Regions from separate parts of the Homo sapiens genome. Here region 2 is linked to region 1. A link is an interaction called in ENCODE POLR2A ChIA-PET data of the cell type or tissue named here. Cell type or tissue: GM12878. All regions are shown on one strand. Each heading gives the region's core, and the rest is flanking DNA. Links, peaks and the distances in the headings are about the cores only.

Evidence for each region. Peaks named below come from ENCODE experiments on the same cell type or tissue, not always from the same donor. Only the 100,000 strongest peaks of a DNase experiment are listed, where the experiment ranks them.
Region 2: POLR2A ChIA-PET joins it to region 1 with 5 read pairs; 3 of 35 experiments call an interaction of 5 or more read pairs at or near these places.

Annotation. Positions count from the first base shown.
Region 1 is chr15:68,095,884-68,102,128 of GRCh38, forward strand. The region is part of intron 2 of PIAS1 (protein inhibitor of activated STAT 1); the gene reads left to right. Among named protein-coding and RNA genes, the nearest start is that of PIAS1, 45 kb to the left of the region's middle. In GM12878, for the core only: no CTCF peak of the experiment used is centred there; no DNase peak of the experiment used is centred there; H3K4me3 peaks cover 1,512 bases; H3K27ac peaks cover 2,207 bases.
Region 2 is chr15:67,874,943-67,879,942 of GRCh38, forward strand. No RefSeq gene overlaps it. Among named protein-coding and RNA genes, the nearest start is that of RNU6-1, 37 kb to the left of the region's middle. In GM12878, for the core only: no CTCF peak of the experiment used is centred there; no DNase peak of the experiment used is centred there.

The sequences.
Region 1 (6,245 bases), core at 1-5,000:
GCAGAGATTAGTTATTGTAATTCTTTGGCACTACTCTTGGCTAAATTTATTAAAACTGAAATGTAAATAAGCTTTAGATGTGCCAAAGATGGAGATATTACAGTACAAAAGAAACCGAATGTTGGATGTAGTATTATAATTAAATCACTTTAAGATAGGTAAAAATAAAAAGCCTGAATTGTTGAAAAAACAAATAAATTAGTTTATTATCTCTATATGTCCTTTCAAGATAATCTGCAGTTCCTAGAATTTTATTTAAATGTTTATTTTGAAACTATATGTTTGAATAAAAACTGAAGACTGTCCTTTTTCCATTGTGTGGTTTTGACAGCCTTGTCAGAGATCATTTGGCTATGTATGTGTGAGGGTTTGTTTCTGGGCTCACTATTCTGTTCCATTGGTCTGTATGTCTTTATGTCAAGACCACACTGTTTTGATTACTGTAGCTTTGTAATACGTTTTGAAATAAGGAAGTGTGAGGCTTGCAGTTTTGTTCTTTTTCAAGATTGTTTTTGCTTTTGGGAGTCCCTTGAGATTTTATATCAACTTTAGGATTTTTTTTTTTTTTACTATTTTTGCAAAAGATACCATTGAGATTTTGATAAAGATTACATTAAATCTGTAGATTGCTTTGAGTATTATGGACATTTAAACAATATTGTTTTTGATTCATGAGCATTATCCTTTTTTTTATATTTTTAATTTCTTTCAGAAATGTTTTGTAGTTTTCAGTGTACATGTCTTTTGCCTCTTTGGTCAAGTTTATTCCTAAGTATTTTATCCTTCTTGATGCTACTGAAAATTGAATTGTTAAGTTCCTTTTCAGTGTGTTCATTGTTTGTGTATGGAAACAGGACTCATTTTTTGTGTGTCGATTTTGTATCCTGCAGTTTTCCTGTTTGTTTCTTAGTTCTAATATTTTTTTTCTTTTGCATGAAACTTTTAGAGTTTTCTACATACGTCATGTCATCTGTGAACAGAGATTAATTTTACTTCTTTTTAAATTTGAATGCCTTTCATTTTTTTGTGTGTGTGTAATTGCTCTGGCTAGTACTTCTAGTACTATGTTGAGTAGAAGTGGCAAGAATTGCCTTGTTCCTGATCTTAGAGGAAAAGCTTTCAGTCATTCACCATTGAATGTGATGTTAGTGGTGGGTTTTTCATATATGGTCTTCATTATGTTGAGATAGTTTCCTTCCATTCCTAGTTGAGTGTTTTTTATCATGAAATGTTGTTGAAACTTGTCAAATGTCTTTTCTACATCCATTCAGATGATCATGTAGTTTTTTTCATTCTGTTAATGTGGTGTATTATATTGAATTTCATACACTGAACCATCCTTGCATTCCAGGAATAAACCCCACTTGATCATTATGTAAAACCCTTTTCATATGCTATTGAATTTGAAGTGTAGATATTCTTTTCTTGTTCCTTAAGAAAAGCATCTTGTCTTTCACCATTAAGTATAATGTTAGCTGTGGATTCTTTCATAGATGCCCTTCCTGTTGAGTTTTTTAATTATAAAAGCATGTTGTAATTAATTAATTAATTTATTTATTTATTTTTGAGACGGAGTTTTACTCTTGTCACCCAGGCTGGAGTGCAATGGCATGATCTCAGTTCACTGCAACCTCTGCCTCCTCAGTTCAAGTGATTCTTCTGCCTCAGCCTCCCAAGTAGCTGGGACTACAGGCACGCACCACCACGCCCATCTAATTTTTGTATTTTTATTAAATGCGGGGTTTCCCCACATTGGCCAGGCTGGTGTCGAACTCCTGAGCTCAGGTGATCTACCTGCCTCGGCCTCCCAAAGTGCTGGGATTACAGGTGTGAGCCACCGTGCCCAGCCTGCATGTTGTAATTTATTAAATGCTTTTTCAACATCTGATGAGATGATTGTATAGTTTTTCCCATTATTCTATTAATATGGTGTCTAACACTGATTGCTTTTCATATATTAAACCAGTAGCTGTTGGATTTTGTCTGATTCCAGATGACCTATGCTACCTCCTAGAGGAGTAAATAACATTTTCCACTTCTGACATTTGTGGGGTTTTTTAATCAATTCTGAATTTTATTTTTGTTTACATGAGTATAGGGCTCTAATTTTATTTTTTTCCCAAAACTTCCTTTGAATATTATTCTAGATCTTACTCTGTTCCACTGGTCTAATTGTATACTTTTCTGCTAACATGGAATTATTGTATAGTTGACCCTTGAACAACAAGGGGATTGGGATGCCACCTTTGCAACACACACAGTCAAAAATTCACATGTAACTTTTGACTCCTCCAAAACTTTACTATAACCTATTGTTTACCAGAAGCCTTACCAATAACATAAACAGTTGATTAACACGTATTTTGTATATGTATGTATTGTGTACTGTATTCTTACAGCAAAGTAAGCTAGAGAAAAGAAACTGTTACTAAGAAAATCATAAGGAAAGAAAATATATTTACTATTAAGTGGATCATTATAAAGGTTTTCATACTTGTTATGTTTGCATTAAGTAGGCTAAAGGGGAGGAGTAATAGGAGGATTTTCATCTTGCTGTCTAAGAGGTGACAGAGGTGGAAGAAAATCTGTGTATAAATGGACCCACACAGTTAAAATCTGTGTTGTTCAAGGGTCAATTGTACTTAATTTTTTGATTGTTTTTAAATTTTTAAATAGATAATACATTGATGTACAAAACTCAAAAGTTACAAAAGGGTTTGCAATGAAAAGGAAGTCCCTCTTTCACCCTTATTTCAGTCACAGGTGTTGCTTTCAGTTCTTTTTATATTTTTACTGGGGTAGCTGCTGCACCTACAAACAAACATATTTGCCTCATTCTTTTTTAGCAGCTACTTAGTAGGCAATAGATTCGTTGGATTCTGTGTTATTAAATATTCCCCTGTTGGTCAACATTTGGGTAGTTTCTTGCTGTTGAAAACATTGCTGTAGAGAATATTCTGTGATATATATCACTATGCACTTGTCTAAATATAGCCAGTAGTTTTATAATTCCTAGAAATAGAAAGTGCATCTAAATATTTTTTGTAGATGTTGCCAAATTTCCCTCTAGAGAAAGGTGTGTTTGCTAATTTATAATCTTACAGGCTCTGTAAGAGACTGTTTTTTCCTCCTGTGCCTTCAACGATACCATGTGTTATTAAACTTTTTGATCATTCCAAATTAACAGCGAAAATTTATAACTCATTATAGTTTTAACTTGCACTTCTCTTATGGGTGAGGGTGAAGTTTGTTGTTGTTGTTGTTGTTGTTTTTAAAAATATATTTTTTAAATTATAAAAGCACATCGTTATTTATTTATGAGCGGAGTTTTACTCTCGTCACTCAGGCTGGGTGACTATATATGTATATATATTTCTTTTTTTTTTTTTTACTCTTCAAAGTTCCTTGAGCTTTTTATTTTGAAATTTGGTGGTTGGGCTTTTTACCCTTTTTTATAGACTTAAGAAATTTAGCACTTTGTGATATAAGTTGTGACTACTTTTTCCATTGTGATTGTCTTTTGAGTTTTTTTTATGATTGGTGTTGCACATTAGCCATCAGTTCTTTTTTATTGCTAAGTAATGATTCATGGTATGGATATATCACAATTTCTCTAACTATTCGAATTATTTAAGAGCATTTTGGTTGTTTACAGTTTCTGGCTATCATAAATAATGTTATCCTGAGTATTCATGTACAGGTGCTTGTATGGACATAAGTTTTCTTTTCTCCAAATACATGCCCAGGAATGGAATTGCTGGGTCATATGTGTAAGTATATGGGTTTTTGGGGGTTTTTTTTTTGGGAGAAAATACCAAGTTGTCTTCCTGAGTGGCTGTACCACTTTCTGTTTCTTCTGGTATTGTATGAGAGGTCCAGTTTTTCTCTGTCTTTGCCAGCATATTTGTTATTGTCACTTTTTTTATTTTTAGATGTTTAAGTATGTATGTAGCGATAACTCATTTTGGTTTTAATTTACATTTTCCTAATGACTAATGATGTTGAACATCTTTCCACATACTTATTTGCCATCTGTCGACATACTTATACTCTTTGGTGAAATGTCTGTGCATATTTTTCTCATTCTTTAATTGAATTACTTGTTTTTATATTATTGACTTTTGAGAGTTCCTTTGCATATTGTAGATACTAGTTTTAGTCAGAGATGTAGTTTGCAAATGTTTTCTTCCAGTCTGTAGCTTGTATTTCTTCGGGAAAAAAAAAAAAAAAACACCTTTTGATCTTGAAATAATTACAGATTTGTAGGAAGTTGAGAAATGTATAGGAACATCCTGTGTACTCTTAACCTAGCCTTCTCCATTGTTAACATCTTTCTTAATATAGTGCAGTATCCAAACTAGGACATAACATTGGTACAATACACAGAGCTTTTCAGATTTTATTAGTTGTATTTGCAGTCATGTGTATTTGTAGCTCTGTGCAGATTTATCACATGTAACTACCACCACAATAAAAGATACCTAACTGTCCTGTCACCCACAAGACTCCCTCTTGCTAACTTTTTGATAACCTCACCCACTCTCTCTAGCCCCAGTGGTTCATCCAAGTTGCTGTGTATATCACTAGTTTGTTCCTTTTAAGGGGCGGGGAGGGGGGCGCTGAGAAGTATTCTATCATATAATGTAGTTTCATTTGTTTAAACATTTACCAGCTGAAGAACATTAGTGTAGTTTTCTGTGTTTGGCTGTTAATGAATAAAATTACTATGAATATTCATATACAATTTCCTGTGCAAAAATAAATTTTTATATCTCTGGTAAATGCCCAAGGGTTATCAGTTGCTGGGCTGTATGGTAGTTTTAGTTTTAGTTTTAAAAGGTCTGCAAAATTATTTTCCAGACTGACTGTATCATTTTACATTCCTAGCAGCCATGAATGAATGATCCAGTGTTTCTGCATCCTTGTCAGCATTTGATGCTATCACTATTTTTTAGTTTTGCCATTTTGATAGGAGTATAGTGATATCTCATTGTGTTTTGTTGTTGTTTTTGTTTTGTTTTTTTTTTTTTGAGATAAGGTCTCGCTCTGTCACCCAGGGTGGAGGGCAGTGGCATGATCATGGTTCCCTGCAGCCTCAACCTCCCTGGCTCAGGTGATCCTCCCGCCTCTCAAGCCTCCCAGGTAGTCAGGACTACAGGCACACGCCACCACACCTGGCTAATTCTTTGTATTTTCTGTAGAGACAGGGTTTCACCATGTTGGCCAGGCTGGTCTCAAACTCCTGGAGTCAAGTGATCTTCTCCCCTCAACCTCCCAAAGTGCTAGGATTACAGGTGTGAGCCACCGTGGCTGGCCTTCATGGTGGTTTTAGTTTGCATTTCCCTAATAGCTAATGATGTTGAACATCCTTTTATTTGTTTATTTGCCATCTGAATATCCTCTTCAGTGAAATATCTTTTTATGTCTTTTGTCTTTTCTAATTGCAGTGTTTTTTTTTTTTTTTTAACTTATGAGTTTTCAGAGTTCTTTCTAGATTCTAGATTCTAGTCCTTCGTTGGGTTTGTGGTTTGCAGATCTTTTCTCCTGTGGTGTAACTTGTCTTTTTTTTTGTTTGTTTCCTTGTTTGTTTTTGACATGGGATCTCACTGTGTTGCTCAGGCTGCAGTGCAGTGGCTGTTCACAAGAGTGATTATAGTTTACCTTAATCTCAAATTCCTGGGCTCGAGCAGCCCTCCTGCCTCAGCCTCCTGAGTAGCTGGGACTACAGATGCATGCCACTGCGCCTGGCTTGTCTTCTTAATAGGATCTTTTTACATAGAACAAAATGTTTAATTTTGAGGAAGTCTCATTTACTGATTTGTTTCTTTGTTAGATTTGTGTTTTAGGTTTCTAGTCTAACAACCCCACTTGCACACCCACCCCACTTTTTTGACTTGCTCTGTCACCCAGGCTGGAATGCAGTGGCATGTGATCATAGCTCACTGCAGCCTTGAACTGCTGGGCTCAGGCAATCCTCCTGCCTCAGCCTTCTGAGTAGTTGAGACTACAGGTGTGTGCCATCGCGCCCAACTAATTTATTTTTTACTTTTTGTAGAGACGGGATCTGGTCTCATACTCCTGGCCTCAAGTGATCCTCCCACCCCAGCCTACCAAAACACTGAGATTATGGGCGTGAGCCACAGTGCCTAGCCAAGTCAAAAACCTCTCTGCCTGACTTTAGATTTGGAGATTTTTTTTTCCTCGAAAGTTTTTATTTTTACATTTTACATTTAAATCTGTGATCC
Region 2 (5,000 bases), core at 1-5,000, 220 kb before region 1:
CTCCCAAAGTGCTGAGATTACAGACGTGAGCCAACCCCACCCAGACATTTTTAAATGCTTATTTGCCATCTGTTTATCTTATTTGTTGAGATATCTGTTCAGATGATCCATTTTAAAATTGGTTTCTTTGTTTTTGTTGAGTTTTAAGAGTTCATTGTATGTTTTGGATACAAGTACTTTATCAGATACATGTTTTATAAATAATTTCTCTGGTCTGTGACTTTTTCATTCTCTTAACAGTGTCTTGTGCAGAGCAGAAGTTATTAATTTTAATAAAGTTTGACATCAATTTTTCTTTCATGAATCATGCTTTTGGTGTTGTATCTGAAAATTCATAGCCAAATCCAAAGTCATCTAGTCTTTCTCCTTTCTTCTTCTAGAAGTTTTATAGCTCTGCATTTTATATTAAGGCCTATGACCCATTTTGAATTAATTTTTGTGAAAGGTCTAAAGTTTGTTTCTGGATCCTTTTTTTTTTTTTTTTTTTTTTTTGCATATGGTGATTCCAGAGCAATTTGTTGAAAAGATTAACCTTTTCCTATTGAATTGCCTTTGCTCCTTTGTCAAAGATTGGTTGGCTATTACTGAATGTAAATTATACCTTAATAAATTAACATAAGAAATACATATTTTCCAAAAATACAAAAACATTTACTGTAAACATAGTAAAGTGGTTGCCAAGGTATATGAGAGAGTGTGTAATATGAATATAAAAGAGAATGGGCTGGGCTCACGCCTGTAATCTCAGTACTTTGGGAGGCCGAGGCGTCGAATCACCTGAGGTCAGGAGTTCGAGACTATCCTGGCCAACATGGTGAAATCCTGTCTCTACTAAAAATACAAAAATTAGCTGGGCATGGTGGCACATGCCTGTAGTCCCAGCTACTCGGGAGGCTGAGGCAGGAGAATCGCTTGAACCCAGGAGGCAGAGTTTGCAGAGAGCTGAGATCACACCACTTCACTCCAGCCTGGGTGACAGAATGAGACTCCATCTCAAAAAAAAAAAAAAAAAAGAATGAATACATGGATGGAAACAAGTGAGGGGCCTTGCACGCAATTATAATTTTTTTTTTTTTTTTTTTTTTTGAGACGGAGTCTCGCTCGTCACCCAGGCTGGAGTGCAGTGGCGCAATCTCGGTTCACTGCAAGCTCTGCCTCCCAGATTCACGCCATTCTCCTGCCTCAGCCTTCCAAGTAGCTGGGACTACAGGCGCCCGCCACCACGCGTGGCTAATTTTTTGTATTTTTAGTAGAGACGGGGTTTCACTGTGTTAGCCAGGATGATCTCGATCTCCTGACCTCACCTCATGATCTGCCCGCCTCGGCCTCCCAAAGTGCTGGGATTACAGGCGTGAGCCACTGCGCCCGGCCGTCTTTATTCTTAATCTAATCGGGCAACATGTAACCTAACGAAAATATCAGTGTTCCTCTAGGATACATATTTCTTTGTAGCTGTACCTTAGCAATCCATCTCCATGTGGGATAGTATAATTTTTTGTTTCTTTGCTTGTTTTGCTTGGGAGCAGTATGGTAAACATCTTGGACTTAGAGCAGAATAAATATGTAATTTATCACACATACTGTTACTCAGAAGTCCAGATTTGGTCTTCTTTAGTGTCCATTTTGAATTGCAGCTGATTCTATTACTAGTTTTATTAGAATTTGTTGATGATGTGCTGATTTTCTTTTGTTTATCGGCCCTTTTCACCCCAGCAACTTACATGGTGAATGACATTCATACACAAGGCACATTCTCCTGGCCATAACCATTTTTTTGTGGAATATTAAACATTTTATGGAGAAGTAAGGTGAATAGCCCCTCAGATTTTTTTTGGCATGAGATTTATCAAAGCATTTTATAAACATATTAGTGGTGTAAAATCAGCCCTTTAAAGAACTTTTAAAAGCTCTGTCATTTTATAAGAAAAAGTACACAAATATAACCAATCTAATTTTTTAAAACATAAAGCTTTATTTAAATTAAAATTTTTTAAACAAGTTTAACATTTTTCCATGTCTTTCTAATACAATAGATAACATCAGGAAAGGAACAAGTATGCACTGTTGCAGAATAAACATGAATTAATCTTATTTTACTATTTAAAACGATAACAGAATTTATGTATATATATCAATATGACTATGATTATGAGAAATAGCACTTAACCATCAGTTTCTCTCCTTTTGATTTGGTAATCATTGCTGTTGTGTGGTTTATAACAGAAATTATCCCTGGGTCATGCTCTCTCCTGTGTCTCCTAGACGTGGATGTAGTCTTTGTGTCTGAGTTGTCTCCCCTGCCTCTTTCCATATTAAGAATTCATCTATGGGTACGATTAACAAGAAAATTAAAGTAAGTATAAAAATCATGCTGGGCACAGTGCCTCACACCTGTAATCCCAGCACTTTGGGAGACCAAGCTGAGAGGATCAGGATTGCTTGAGTTCAGGAGTTTGAGACTAGCCTGGGCAACATAGTGAGACCTGGTCTCTACAAAAAAAAAAAAAAAAAAAAAAAAAATCAAAAAATTTGCTGGGCATGGTGGCATATGTATTTTTTAGTCCCAGCTAATCAGGAGGCTGAAGTGGGAGGATGGCTTGAACCCAGGAGATCGAGGCTGCAGAGAGCTGTGATTGTGCCACTGCACTCCAGCCTGGGTGACAGAGCAAAATATTGTCTCAAAAAATAAATACATAAATTTAAAAAAATAAAAATCATGACTCCCAGGCAGCAAGTTTTTAAATTTATTTGTGGTGCAACTGTCAGGGGTACTAGCCACTAGCTGAAGCAGAGATAAGTTGTGGGTCAGGTGAAAGTCTGGGTACCTCATTGTACCAGCCATATCTCTGCTTCTCCAGAAAGCAGATGGTAATTCAAGGGAGTGAGAGTGCCTTATTATATTTGAATGCACTCTAATTTTTCACAGTTAGTGATATGGTTTAGGTCTGTGTCCCTGCCCAAATCTCAAGTCCAATTGTAATCCCCAAAGTTGGAGATGGGGCATGGTAGGAGGTGATTGGATCATGGGGGTGGATTTCTTCTTTGGCGCTGTTCTCATGATAGTGAGTAAGTTAATGTGAGATCTGATTTTTTTTTTTTTTTTGAGACGGAGTCTTGCTCTGTCACCCAGGCTGGAGTGCAGTGGTGCAATCTCAGCTCACTGCAACCTCTGCCCCCTGGGTTCAAGTGATTCTCCTGCCTCAGCCTCCTGAGTAGCTGGCGTGCACCACTATGCCTGGCTAATTTTTTTGCATTTTTAGTAGAGACATGGTTTCACTATGTTGGTCAGGCTGGTTTTGAACTTTTGACTTCGTGATCTGCCCGCCTCAGCCTCCCAAAGTGCATCTACACTCCCAAAGTGCAAATTAGCCGGCCGTAGTGGAGCATGTCTGTGGTCCCAGCTACTTGGGAGGCTGAGGCAGGAGGATCCCCTGAGCTGGAGAAGTCAAGGCTGCAGTAAGCTGAGATCATACCACTGCACTCCAGCCTGAGTGACAGTGTGAGACCCCAACTCAAAAAAAAAAAACAGAAAAACCCATTACAGACACAGTGAAAATTTCCTTAAAACACATCCCCCCTCCATTATTGAGGTATAGCATAGATGGTTAATTTATTTTTAACAAATACTGTTCAAAATTCAGTTACTGAAGCACAATTTATGATTTATTTCTTGAGACAACTTTGCCTTTGATGATGACATAACAAGGTGTTGTTATGTCATCCAACAGCAGGACTGTTGGAAAATGTATTTCTCAAACCATCAAATTCATGAAGGAAACAGTCTCTTTTGATTTTCCCTATTGAAATATAACTTCACCAGACCAATCTGGTTCAATTGTAACAAAGGTTAAGTAACCTGAGCATACCCAGTGTGCATGAACCAAGCGTGCAATCACCAGAGGAACCTAAGTGCTCAAACCCAAGGAGCGGGGAGTGAATTAAGAAGTGGACACCACATGGCAGGATCCAGGATCCAATCAGATCAATCCCTGCTGTCACCTCATGGCAGGATCCAGTCAGATCATGCCTCCCAGCATCACTTCATTGCAAGATCCAATCAGATAACACCTTATTACCCTATACTTATAAAACCCAGCCCAGGCCCCCAGCTTGGGGGAGACAGATGAGCATTTTCCCATCTCCTTGCCAGTTGACTCAATAAACCTTTCTTGCTGCAAAAACTCAGTCCTTCAGTGTTTGCCTTTCCATTGCATGAGGGCAAATGGACCTGGTTTGGTGATGTAATATGTCATTTCCACACTTTTTTTGTTGAATATATAAATGTAAATTCAGCATTCAAAAATATAAAAGACTACAAATGAAAAGCAAGTTTCTTGTCCAGTGTTGTCCTGAAATCACTCATAATTTGTCCTCCCAGGAGGCAGCTAAGACTACAGTTTCTTGTGTGTACTTCCAGAGATATTTTATGTATTCAATGAATTTTCACAATATAAGTATCTCTCATAAAACAGAAACGCAACTATCCTGGCTTAACCAAGCAGGAGTTTGGATTTCTCTAATGAGAGGTCTGGGGTGGGTGTAGCGTCTCCACTGTATCATCAATGTCCCGGCTTCTATCCATGTTTCTACTCAGTTACGCTTAATGTAACTGAGTAGTTACGTTATCTTGCTTATTAAGTCTTACGGTCACGGTCACGAGTTGACTGCTCCACCTTCACTCTCACATCTGCGTCTCAGAAATGAAGAAGTAGCAGGGAAGAGGGAAAGGTGGTTCCTGTATTAAAGCAGAAATGTCCTCAGATCTCCAGCTGTCTCCCATTTATATCTCTGTGGCCACAGTGGTGTCACATAGCCACTTGGAGGGAGCCTGGGGAGTGAACTATTTTATCTAGGCCCATTCCACTCTCAACAAAATTTCTCTTAGTAAAGAATGACAGCAAATAATTGCATACTATATATTAATCCTACCTTGCTTTTTTCACTTACCTACTGTATGTGACTCAGCATACGTGTCCTTCTCAGATAACAATCAATGTCAT